Regions from separate parts of the Homo sapiens genome. Here all the other regions are linked to region 1. The links are chromatin contacts, found by Hi-C or POLR2A ChIA-PET in ENCODE. All regions are on one chromosome and are shown on one strand. Each heading gives the region's core, a stretch centred on a gene start or an enhancer-like site at or near the end of the contact. The rest is flanking DNA. Distances are from core to core; before and after follow the strand shown.

Evidence for each region. Hi-C counts contacts between places; a loop is a spot of excess contacts on that map. ChIA-PET counts read pairs that join two places held with the same protein, here RNA polymerase II (POLR2A). Pooled maps may share reads with other maps.
Region 2: a loop to region 1 is called in a pooled map, with 4 times the contacts of the local background. The contact joins the enhancer-like site here to the promoter of LINC01152 in region 1. A Hi-C loop is called at or near these places in 2 of 37 single-sample maps with no recorded cell type and 3 of 50 pooled maps.
Region 3: a loop to region 1 is called in a map of OCI-LY7, with 13 times the contacts of the local background. The contact joins the enhancer-like site here to the promoter of LINC01152 in region 1. A Hi-C loop is called at or near these places in 1 of 168 maps with a recorded cell type or tissue (OCI-LY7), 1 of 37 single-sample maps with no recorded cell type and 3 of 50 pooled maps. POLR2A ChIA-PET finds 5 or more read pairs at or near these places in 1 of 52 experiments (OCI-LY7).

Annotation. Positions count from the first base shown.
Region 1 is chr17:72,029,145-72,032,591 of GRCh38, reverse strand. It overlaps LINC01152 (long intergenic non-protein coding RNA 1152), which reads right to left and starts at 1,938. Exons shown (of 3, transcript NR_110132.1): 1 at 1,741-1,938. RefSeq lists an enhancer at 2,043-2,813.
Region 2 is chr17:69,114,332-69,117,778 of GRCh38, reverse strand. It overlaps ABCA6 (ATP binding cassette subfamily A member 6), which reads left to right. Exons shown (of 39, transcript NM_080284.3): 12 at 2,293-2,403; 13 at 2,842-3,017. Among named protein-coding and RNA genes, the nearest start is that of MIR4524A, 16 kb to the right of the region's middle. Within about 2 kb of position 1,783, at least 6 of the 41 ENCODE cell types and tissues checked have a DNase peak (open chromatin) inside an H3K27ac peak, as active enhancers do.
Region 3 is chr17:69,579,829-69,583,275 of GRCh38, reverse strand. No RefSeq gene overlaps it. Among named protein-coding and RNA genes, the nearest start is that of LINC01483, 12 kb to the left of the region's middle. Within about 2 kb of position 1,760, at least 3 of the 41 ENCODE cell types and tissues checked have a DNase peak (open chromatin) inside an H3K27ac peak, as active enhancers do; they include OCI-LY7, where a contact is called at or near this core.

The sequences.
Region 1 (3,447 bases), core at 689-3,188:
CCTGGGTGACAGAGCAAGACTCTGACCCCGACCTACAGCCCCCCGCCGACCAAAAAGAATCCCAGTGGCAAATTCAAAGGCAAATTAATTGCACTGGTGAACCAGGACTATGGCATGTGAAAAGAGTTTAAAAAGCCAGGAGAAGCAAAGTTTGTTGTATACTGGATTTTGAAACCGAATAAACACAGACGCACACACAATTTTTGAATGTAAAATTAATACATGTTGATTGTAGAGAAAAAAAATCACTCCTAAGCCTACCACTGAGAAAGCATATGTGTTTTGGCTGCCCAAGATTGATTTCTGCCTTCATGTGGAAGTAAGCTTTAAAGGCTCTGTGTTAGGGCATAGTCTAGAAACATGGGGCCCAAGGGCACCGGGAAAACTTACAAAGGGAAGAGATGGAACTGGGAGGGTTCAAGCTACCAGTTCCATCTCTCCATGTTTTAGAGAATTGGGGCACTAAGTCAGCCAGGTAAGGTCAGGTCAGAGGAGGGCCCGGATGAAGCATGAGATGCAGAGGGACAGTGCGTGAATGGAGACCTTGGGTAGCACCAACGTGTAGCGGCAGAGGTGGGGTGGATGTGGCTGATGTCAGGGAGAGAATGGGGAGCATGCACAGGGCTCAGTCTTATACATACATTGAAAATCCTTTAGCCTTTCAAAGATTATTAACCCAAATCACCTTTCTTGCTTACTCCAGATGCCTCAGCCTCTGATATAATTGCTAAGTATCTGCCGTGTTAAAAATAAACATTTGAGAATCAAGGGTGATTTTTCTCTTTTCTTTTGAATTGTAATTGCGATGTACTCATGGCCTGCCATGACGTGAGGTCTGGCTTAGATTAGCCCCTGGCTGAGAGACCCATGCTAATTTAGTGCCTGCAATTATGCCTGCCTCTAATCGTGTTCTGCTCTTTGTAGGATGTACCCTTTGCAATAGAAGCAACGGTTATGCTGGGTCATCTATACTTTCTTGCCCCAGGCCGCTTGTGACACACATTGGTGAGACAACTGGCCAGGATTAGGGGTATGATCTGTGACCCTGAAACAGAGTGAAATTGATTGGCAATGAGGGATGAGGGGGGTGATCCTATTAAAATTATAAGCACCGTAAGTATTCTAATATCTGACCCCTCACTGTAATGGATGTGCACCTACCTCCCAGCCATAAAAATGCTTCCAATAAAAGAATCAAAAACGAAAACATGCAGAAAAACTTTTATGTATGAGTGCATTTGTCTGAGGTGTCATCCAGCTGTAGCTTCAGAGTAGGGGTGCACATGTCAATTGAGAATGATCAGCCTTTGCTTTCTGTCTGCAGAGGCTGGCAAAGGGGAAACAAGCTGCATAGTTTAGTGCTGGCAAAATAAACCACTATGCAGTTATAAACAAGAGTGGGTGGGTGAGTTGAAAGATGGGTGGATGGGTGAGTGGGTTGGTCCCCTTCCTGATGTATAAAAACAGAACTCCTAGGTTTGGGGTTCATGTTACAATTGGACTCCAGGAAAACAGACTATACATTCAAAATCTAAACCAGTTTTAAAGTATAAATTAAAAAGTATTTTCCCTCTAGCACATTTAGATATTATTGTTTACTAAGAGAAAGAAGAACAGGCTACATGCCGTCTTCGATAGCTCCCTCATGCTCCTAGATCCACAAATGATACCAGGGAAGCCACTGCTTGCCTCTGTGCCTTTGGGGAGGCGGAGGTTGTAGGGGGAAGTCTGAAAGCTCACCATCACGGAGCTCCAACTCCTTCTTCCTGGGATGCGGCACTTGCCTGTGAAGCCACAGGAGGCTGGAGGGGTAGAGGCTGGGGGCAGGAAGAGGAGGAAGTGAGGAAGGGGGCGATGCCCGGGAGGGCTCTGGGAGAGTAACCAATTCCTTCACTGGGGGCAGGCGGGAGTCTCCAGGGTCACTATGGGGCAACCTGTGAAGGGAAGGGAGGAAAGGGATTTCCGGAAGTCTCCCGCTCTCCCTCCTGCCTGCTTCCCTCCTTCCCCTAGCGGTTGATTGCGAGGAGCAGCGGAAGGAAGGATGTATCAAACCGAAAGAAGAAAGAACCCCTGCCAGTCGCCCCCATGACATCCGACTCTGAACGGCAGCGATCTAGAGGCTGTGGCGTGTTGCAGATTAACAGCAGCGAGGGCAGGAGGCAAATCAGATGCCGCAGGAGCTGACTGTTTTCTTTAGCCCTGAGAGCTGACTGTAGGCACAGGTTGCATATCAAAGGCAACGGGAATCAGTCTGTGGCAATATTACATCAGGTCCTGGACTGGTGGTGGTGTTGGTTGCGGGGGTGGGCGGTGGGGTCCAAGTCCTAAAAGATGTCAGTCAAACACCAGCTGAGCTTCTAGACCTCCTTCTGTGGCCCTTCTTCTGATCAAGTATGCAAATAATAATACAGTCAGGCTCTACCTCCTGCAATTAGCACAGGGGAGGGCTGAGTAACTGGGAGGACTTAGCCTTCTCCCTGTGGTTATCTTGTAAGGCTTTGAAGTGTAACTTTTGTTTTGTTTTGCTTGCTTTCCCCCTGCATAGAAATTTCCCTTAAGGGAAGGGTGGGTCTAAACTACCTTTAAAATGAGTTTCCACTCCCTGAACAAGGCTTGTAAAAGCTTGAGAGAAAATGCCAGGGGAAAGCATGGAAACTTTCTGGGGATAAACTATGGGTCTCCACCTTTGCACTTAATCAGGGGACAGCCACTAACCCCAGTAGCTGCATGCTTTCTGCCACCTTCATCTACCTGAGCAAAACTTCAAGGACATGTTTATGCTGAATCTCCAGAGAGAGCAATAGAAGCCCAGCTTGAGGGAAATGACTGGACCTTGATTACTTAGGATAAAAAGAGATCAATTTATGGTAGGACTATCTATTTATGTCTGCACATTCATCAGGTTTGCCTAGGAAAGGAGTCTCAGAAAATGTGTTGGAATTGGGCACTTCTGATGTCTATCCTATTCCTTGTCTTGGTTGATAACACTTTCTCCAGTCCCCAGATCTCATTTTAGGAAATGAGACTTGTTATCAGGCATCCTAGAGCCTCCATATTTTTCTGAGTCTTTCTGTGTCTGCCGGCACCATTGACGTTGTTACTATTGCTGGTTTTCCTCTTATATTTTCTGTGAAAATGCTTAGGAGCTTTTAAGAACTGGTGGCCACCAGAGAGGTTAAACATTATAAACAATATAAAGCAAAGGAATCTTAGTGTGCTGTCTTTGGGGTGTGTCATTGCTGTACAGCTTCTCTTTTTTTCCTAAAAAACCCTAATCATCTTCTGTGGTGGGAGGGGTTGGAGTTGAAGGGATGGCTAGTTGAGGTGGGGGCAATTTGTGCTGTACCTGTCTCTGACAGTCTTTTAATTTTTCATTCGTCTATGCAAATTTATTGTAAAAGAGGTATGGCTTTTTCATTCTTTCACTCATTGACTTAGCCATTCAAC
Region 2 (3,447 bases), core at 534-3,033, 2.9 Mb after region 1:
TAACGCTATCACTTGGACATTAATCATGATTAAGAATATGCTGTAAAATTCTTCCAGATATTTCATGAATCTATTAATTTATAACAGTGGTATCATACAATGAAAGATGTAATTTCTCTTTGTTTTTAAAGATTAATCTGCTATGAACAATATTTTATATATTGTCACTGTGAGGAAAGAACATCTAGACTGAAATCTGATAAAGGTTTTATACTAGCCGGTGAATTTACATAGTTTATATGTACTGGTGAGGTTAACTAAAGCAAGATGAGTAAAACCATTGACTATGAATTAAATTTCACAAGTCAATATCCTATAACAAACCTAAGTTATAATTTGAAATGAAAAAACACATTTTGATACAAAATATTCTAACATACAGTTTTCTATAACAGACATTTAAGCAAACATCAAAGTGAGTAGCTAGATTTCATGGAGGACTATTTACTTTTATTAAAAATAATTTTTAGGAGGGATAAAAATGATTTTTATAAAAGACAGAAGCCTTAAAAGCTGAAAAAGAAGAGCCATGAACCTTCCAGAAGTGTAGAGTTCTCCGACCATTGTGTTTATATTGCGTGTATTTTCTAATAAATACAGCATCCTCTAATTCAGTCTTATTCATTGCTTTTAGATTAGGTCTTTGAGAATTTAATGTATTTGTATGAGCAATTTTATTCTCTCTCTAGGTTTCTCTCATCAAATACCATCTAGAGCTGTGATTTCTTTCTTTAATGTTAGCTCAGGAGATACTGAAATAATTTTAAATTGATTACTTAAAGTTTTGGAGCACATTTTGAACTACCTTTGTACTCATCAAGTCATGAACTTCTTTTTGTCTAAACAAAAAACTTCTTTAAGAATTTTGTTCATTTTAAAAATAGCAGCACCTTAAAAAATTAAAAGCATTGGACATCAACACATTAAAAATATGATTATGAATTCAAACCAAGTATAGCTGCTCTTTGGGAAATCAGGGAAGAAGTTGCAATCCCTTAGCCTCCTCTTCCTTCCTCATGGAGTTAGTTTCTGGAGCACATCTGCAACACCTTTGGGACACACTTTTGAAATCTTTTATCTATGGCCTACTTTTCAGAAGCTAAGTACCATTCCATTATATGGATACCACGACTAACTTATTAACACACCAATGTATGAGATTCAATTTGTTTCCAATTTTTAGTGTAATAAAAAATACTAGAATGAACAGCCTTGTTCAATCTTTGTAAATGTCATAAATTGTTTCTTGAATATAAATTTCTAGAAGCAGAATTATTCAAAGGAAGCATACTTTCAAGATTCTTGATTCATATTTCAAATTATTTCCCTCTAAAATCATAAAAAGTCATACTCCCACAAGCAATACATAATGAATAATAATGACAACGACAACAATAGCAATAAACACTTAGATTTCATTGAGGATTTGGTGTGTGCGGGAAACTATGCTAAGTGATTTACATGTACCATTTTACATTTAGGCCTGTGAAAGACATGTTAATATATCTCTCACTTTGCAGATGACGAAACTGAGGCTTCTATTTAATTTTTCCAGTTACTGTGGGTCAGTCCCAACAGCCAGTATCACTTCCCTCTTACCCTGGAAAACACCGTATACTTTGCATTTAAAAATTACAGGCCAGGCATGGTGGCTCACATCTGTAAATCCCGAAGTGGGTGTATTGCTTAAACTCAGGAGTTTGAAACCAGCCTGGGCAACATGGCAAAACCCTGTCTCTACTAAAAATACAAAAATTAGCCAAGTGTGGTGGCGTGGGCCAATAGTCTCAGCTACAGGGAGCTGACGTGGGAGAATTGCTTAAGCGTGGGAGATTGAGGCTGCAGTGAGCTGTGATTGCTCCACTGCACTCCAGTCTAGGTGGCAGAATGAGATCCTGTAACAAAAAAAAAAAATTACAAACATAAAATTTGTTAATGTATTTGTTTAGTTGTCCCAATATTATTTATTAAATAAACCATCTTTCTAATACATTTGAAAGGTCATTTTATTAATCTTTATTTTTATATTTTCTTTGGTCCATATTAGACTTCTGTTCTGTTCCATTGGTCACTATATCCTGCACCAGTAACATATTATTTTAATTATTATAGTTCTGTCACATATTATTTTGGCAATTAGGAAAATATTGATCATTGTGTATTTTAAAGTATTGAAATGCTGAGAAATATGCCACTAAACTAAATAGCCTTGTTCTATGTTGGGACCAGGCCTGTCTAATGCCTTTCTGTTTATACTGTTAATAATTTGTTAACAATTTGTTCTAAAAATAGGCTTGCTCTTTGACATATATGAAGGTCAAATCACGGCAATCCTGGGTCACAGTGGAGCTGGCAAATCTTCACTGCTAAATATTCTTAATGGATTGTCTGTTCCAACAGAAGGTGAGTAAAAAGAAATTTCTCAAAGGCAAGATGTCTTATAATAGAATGAGGTCAAGCATATGCCTCTCATTTTAAATTTTAAATTTGATGGCTTAAGAGAAATAATGTTTATCTAAAGTTGTTTCCAAGAGCTACATAATTTTGAATATACTTCATATTTCTGCAATTTTATAAAAATTATTATCTTTATTCCATTGTGTGATATTTCAGGGTAGATGTGCAGTTCTATAAGCATATGTTTGTAACAAGAATAATTAGTAGTTCACAAATTGTGTTCACATATATGCAGTTCTATAAGCATATATTTATGTCAAGAATAGTAGTTCACAAATCATTTTAGACATTTGTGAACATATGCCAATATTTTCTTAAATGAGATCTATGAATATTAATAGAATGTATTATCTTGCCAATTTTATTTTTAACTTCTATTCTTAGGATCAGTTACCATCTATAATAAAAATCTCTCTGAAATGCAAGACTTGGAGGAAATCAGAAAGATAACTGGCGTCTGTCCTCAATTCAATGTTCAATTTGACATACTCACCGTGAAGGAAAACCTCAGCCTGTTTGCTAAAATAAAAGGGATTCATCTAAAGGAAGTGGAACAAGAGGTAGGAGGGCATGCTTGGATTAACTGACCTGCCAACCACTTACCAAATTAAATCATGACCACAGAATTCTCTTCAATGATTTATTTGCCCTGTTATGAATAAAATTTAGGCAAAGAGGTCCCATAACAAATATCGACTGCTTTAATGAGTGGTTAAAATTGCATAATATGAATCATTTTGGATTTTATTTTTATTTTTTATTATACTTTAAGTTAGGGTACATGTGCACAACGTGCAGGTTAGTTACATATGTATACATGTGCCATGTTGGTGTGCTGCACCCAGTAACTCGTCATTTAACATTAGGTATATCTCCTAATGCTATCCCTCTCCCCTCCCCCCACCCCACAACAGGCCCCCATGTGTGATGTTCCCCTTCCTGTGTCCATGTGTTCTCATTGTTCAATTCCCACCTATGAGTGAGAACATG
Region 3 (3,447 bases), core at 511-3,010, 2.4 Mb after region 1:
CTGGGCAACTGATTTGTCCTCTTGGAGTCTCAGCCAATGTGAGACAGAAGTGAGGCTTAAGTTAGTCTGTCCAGCTCCAAAGCCTGCCTAGAAGCAAGCCTCATATCCAGTGACAGAAAATGCCATCCAACACAAAAAGCAGAAACCATAAAGGAAAAGATGAATATGCCTAGCCACTTAAAAACAAAGGAAAAAAACATTGTATGGCAGCAAAAATGCAAGTGACAAACTGGGAAGATATTTGCATATATAAGAGAAAAATAATTAATACCCAATAGGAAAGTGATTCTTATCAATCAATTAGTAAAAGATAACCTCACAGGAAAAAACAATGGGAAAGGATTAAACAATTCATGAGAGACAGATTTAAATAGCTCACAAATATACACAAAGATACTCAAGTTACCCAATAACAAATAGGACAGCCAAAGTAACAAAGATTGAGAAGCAGGCAAACAAAACCCTCTGTTGGCAAGAGTTTGAGAAAATGGAAATTTATATACACCTTTGTAGAAACTGTAAATTGGTACTGTCTTCCTGGAGAAATGGGTGTCTGTAGTTGATAATAATATACTGTGTACTTGAAAAACTGCTAAGGATGTAGATGTTAAATGTTCTCACAACAAAAGTAAGTATATTGTGGTAATGGAGATGTTAACTAGCTTCATTTAACCACTTCACGACGTATGCATATATCAAAACGTCGCATACCATAAATATATATAATTTTCATTCATCAGCTATAACTTAATTTTAATTTAATTGTGTATGCCTTGAGTCAGTAATTACACATTTAGAATTTAATCTGAATGATAATGATAGAAAAGTTCACTCATAAATGTAGGAGGAAATTAGTGGCACTAATATTGATAATACCTCTCCAAAAATAATATCAATAGGCAAGTGGTTGAATTATAATAGCCCAAAAATGAATTCCGATATTGAAAAAGATACTGCATGCTCATATATTTTTCTATTTTTATATATTTCTATTTCATTTGAATATATATAGATACATATATATTCATTTCAGAATCAGAAAAAACAAACTATAATTTTCGAGATCTTTAATATACCTAGCACTTTACAAAATTTGCAAAGCAATTTCTCATATTTTATTTCATAGTAAAAACTAAGTTTTCTGTCCAATGATGTTATAGTGTGATATGATTTCATGCTGAAAGCAATACTTTCTCGTTTTGCCTGTGAATTTCTTTTAATTATTTCAAATATTTAAAAGTAGGCAGGCTGCCCAGGTGTTTGGGTTCAGCAACCATGATCAAAAGGAGAGGGAAAATGTGGTTTTCTTTTATTGCATTTCCCTTGAGCATCTTCAAGACCCTTTGAAAGAACAGCTGCCTAGCCCAGGCAACCTCTCTTCTTAGCCTACACGGAAGAAATGAAATTCACTCCCAAAGTGCGGGTGTTTTCAGGACCCAGTGAACTGGAACTTGCAGCGTCTTCTGCAAGCTCCGTTGGGCCGGCCTTTCATGTGAGCAGGAAGGAAATGACTGACAACTTTCTCGTCTTTATGGAAGGCGGACTTTATTTCCAGCTCTCAGGTCAAAAGGCGGCGGAAAGAAAACAAAACCACTAAGAGATAAAGGCTAAAAATAATGTCCTGTGGGGTGAATCAACCCAGTTTGGGACCCTGAAGACAGCAACAAGGCAAGGATGTGCGTAGGGCTAAATCTGCGTCATCCTTCACAGGTGGTCGTGACCAGAATCAAAATGCCTGGGCAAGAGAGGAAGAAGTTCTGCAAACAGGTGTGCTGGAGGGAAGGCGTGGGGAGGGGAGAGGAAGAAGCCATTGAGTCGATCCTGGGCTTGAAGCCCACACACTTTCCCAGCAGTTCACCTCCGGGAGAGCCCAGGGACTGGACATGGCCTCGGAAGGAGCTAAAAGTTGATTTGGGGTTTTGTGGTTTGGGTGAATGCACTTTCAGTTTAAAATATAAATAGATGTGTTTATGCAGTTGGGCTTTCTTTCTCTTTGCTTTTAATTGTCACTTTAGAAGAAATAAGTCTATGATTCACAGGCTAATGCCAAAAAAAAAAAAAAAAGGAGTTCTCATTGGGTGATTTCCTACTTTATAGGAAGCAATGGGAGAATGGGTTTAAAAGTCACACGAAAGACATCCGCTAAGGACTTTGATGATGAGTATAAGAATGATTCATTTTATTTATATAGCACTTTAATTGTGTTTTTAGTCACATTCTAATTTGGACACACAACTATTCCAGGAGATAGATAAGGTGATTATTATTCATCGTATTTTACAAGTTAGAAAACAGAGGTCAGATAAGTTAAAGATTGCACGTTCCCTTATAGACTGAGCTATAATACACACACACACACACACACACACACACACACACACACACGAGGCAGAATCATTATCATTATTTCCCTAACTGCACCACTGGGCAAACCTCCAAAGGGGAAAACTGGTATTAGATGCTGCTAAGGAGAATAGCGCAAAAAAAAAAATACTGAGTACAAGAAGTATGAGAAGGATTCTAGCCTACATGGATTTAAAAACAAACTAAATCCCAACGGGATTTGAGCAGTGCTACCTTACAAGGTCTTTCCAACTGGCTGCTAAATATTTCCACCAGAATGTGCCACTAGTCCTAGATACCACGTCTATATGTACTAAACAAGACTGATCATCTTTCTTTATCCTTCTCCTTCCTTCCATTTCTATGTTAATGATGTCACTGTTTTCCCAGACTCCCAGACTCCAATGAGTTCTCCAATGTATCCACCTTCCCTGCCTTCTAAATTCAATCAGTCCTCTTGCTTCAACCACTGAAATGACTCTTACATGTTTTCTCTCTTATATCCTAATACGATCTAGGATTCCTCCTACCTAGACAAATGCAATAATTTGTTCTCGCTTCCCACTGCCTCCAGGTCTAATACAGCAGCTCCAGTTCATCTCAGGATCTATTCCAGCCAATCTTTCCTTAAATGTGACCTGATTATAACACTCTGCTGCTCAACACTCTCCACTTGCCATAGAATAAAGTCTAAATTTGTTGGCCATGACATTTGACATTTGAGATCATTCATACAATGGTCTCCAATTGTACATTTACAAAGATCCCCAATTTAAATAACACTGTAAGACCACTTTCCCCAAATATTTCCTCTTACCTCAATATCTGCCTGCTCAAGGTTACTTTACCCTAAATATGCCTTCTTACCTCAATATCTGCCTACTCAAATTCCTACATCTCCCTTCTTTGTCTTCAGAAATACTCACATCCTTCAAGGTCCAGTTCAGATGTCCTCTACTTGACGGAGCGCTTTCCAGTTCTCTGAGTCATTAGACACCCCATTCTTTCCTTCTGCTCCCACTAGACTTGGCATCTCCCTTGCACCATCTATCACATTTGGCCTCTTAATAAAATTGTTTTGTTTGTTTCCTAATAAATTGCAAC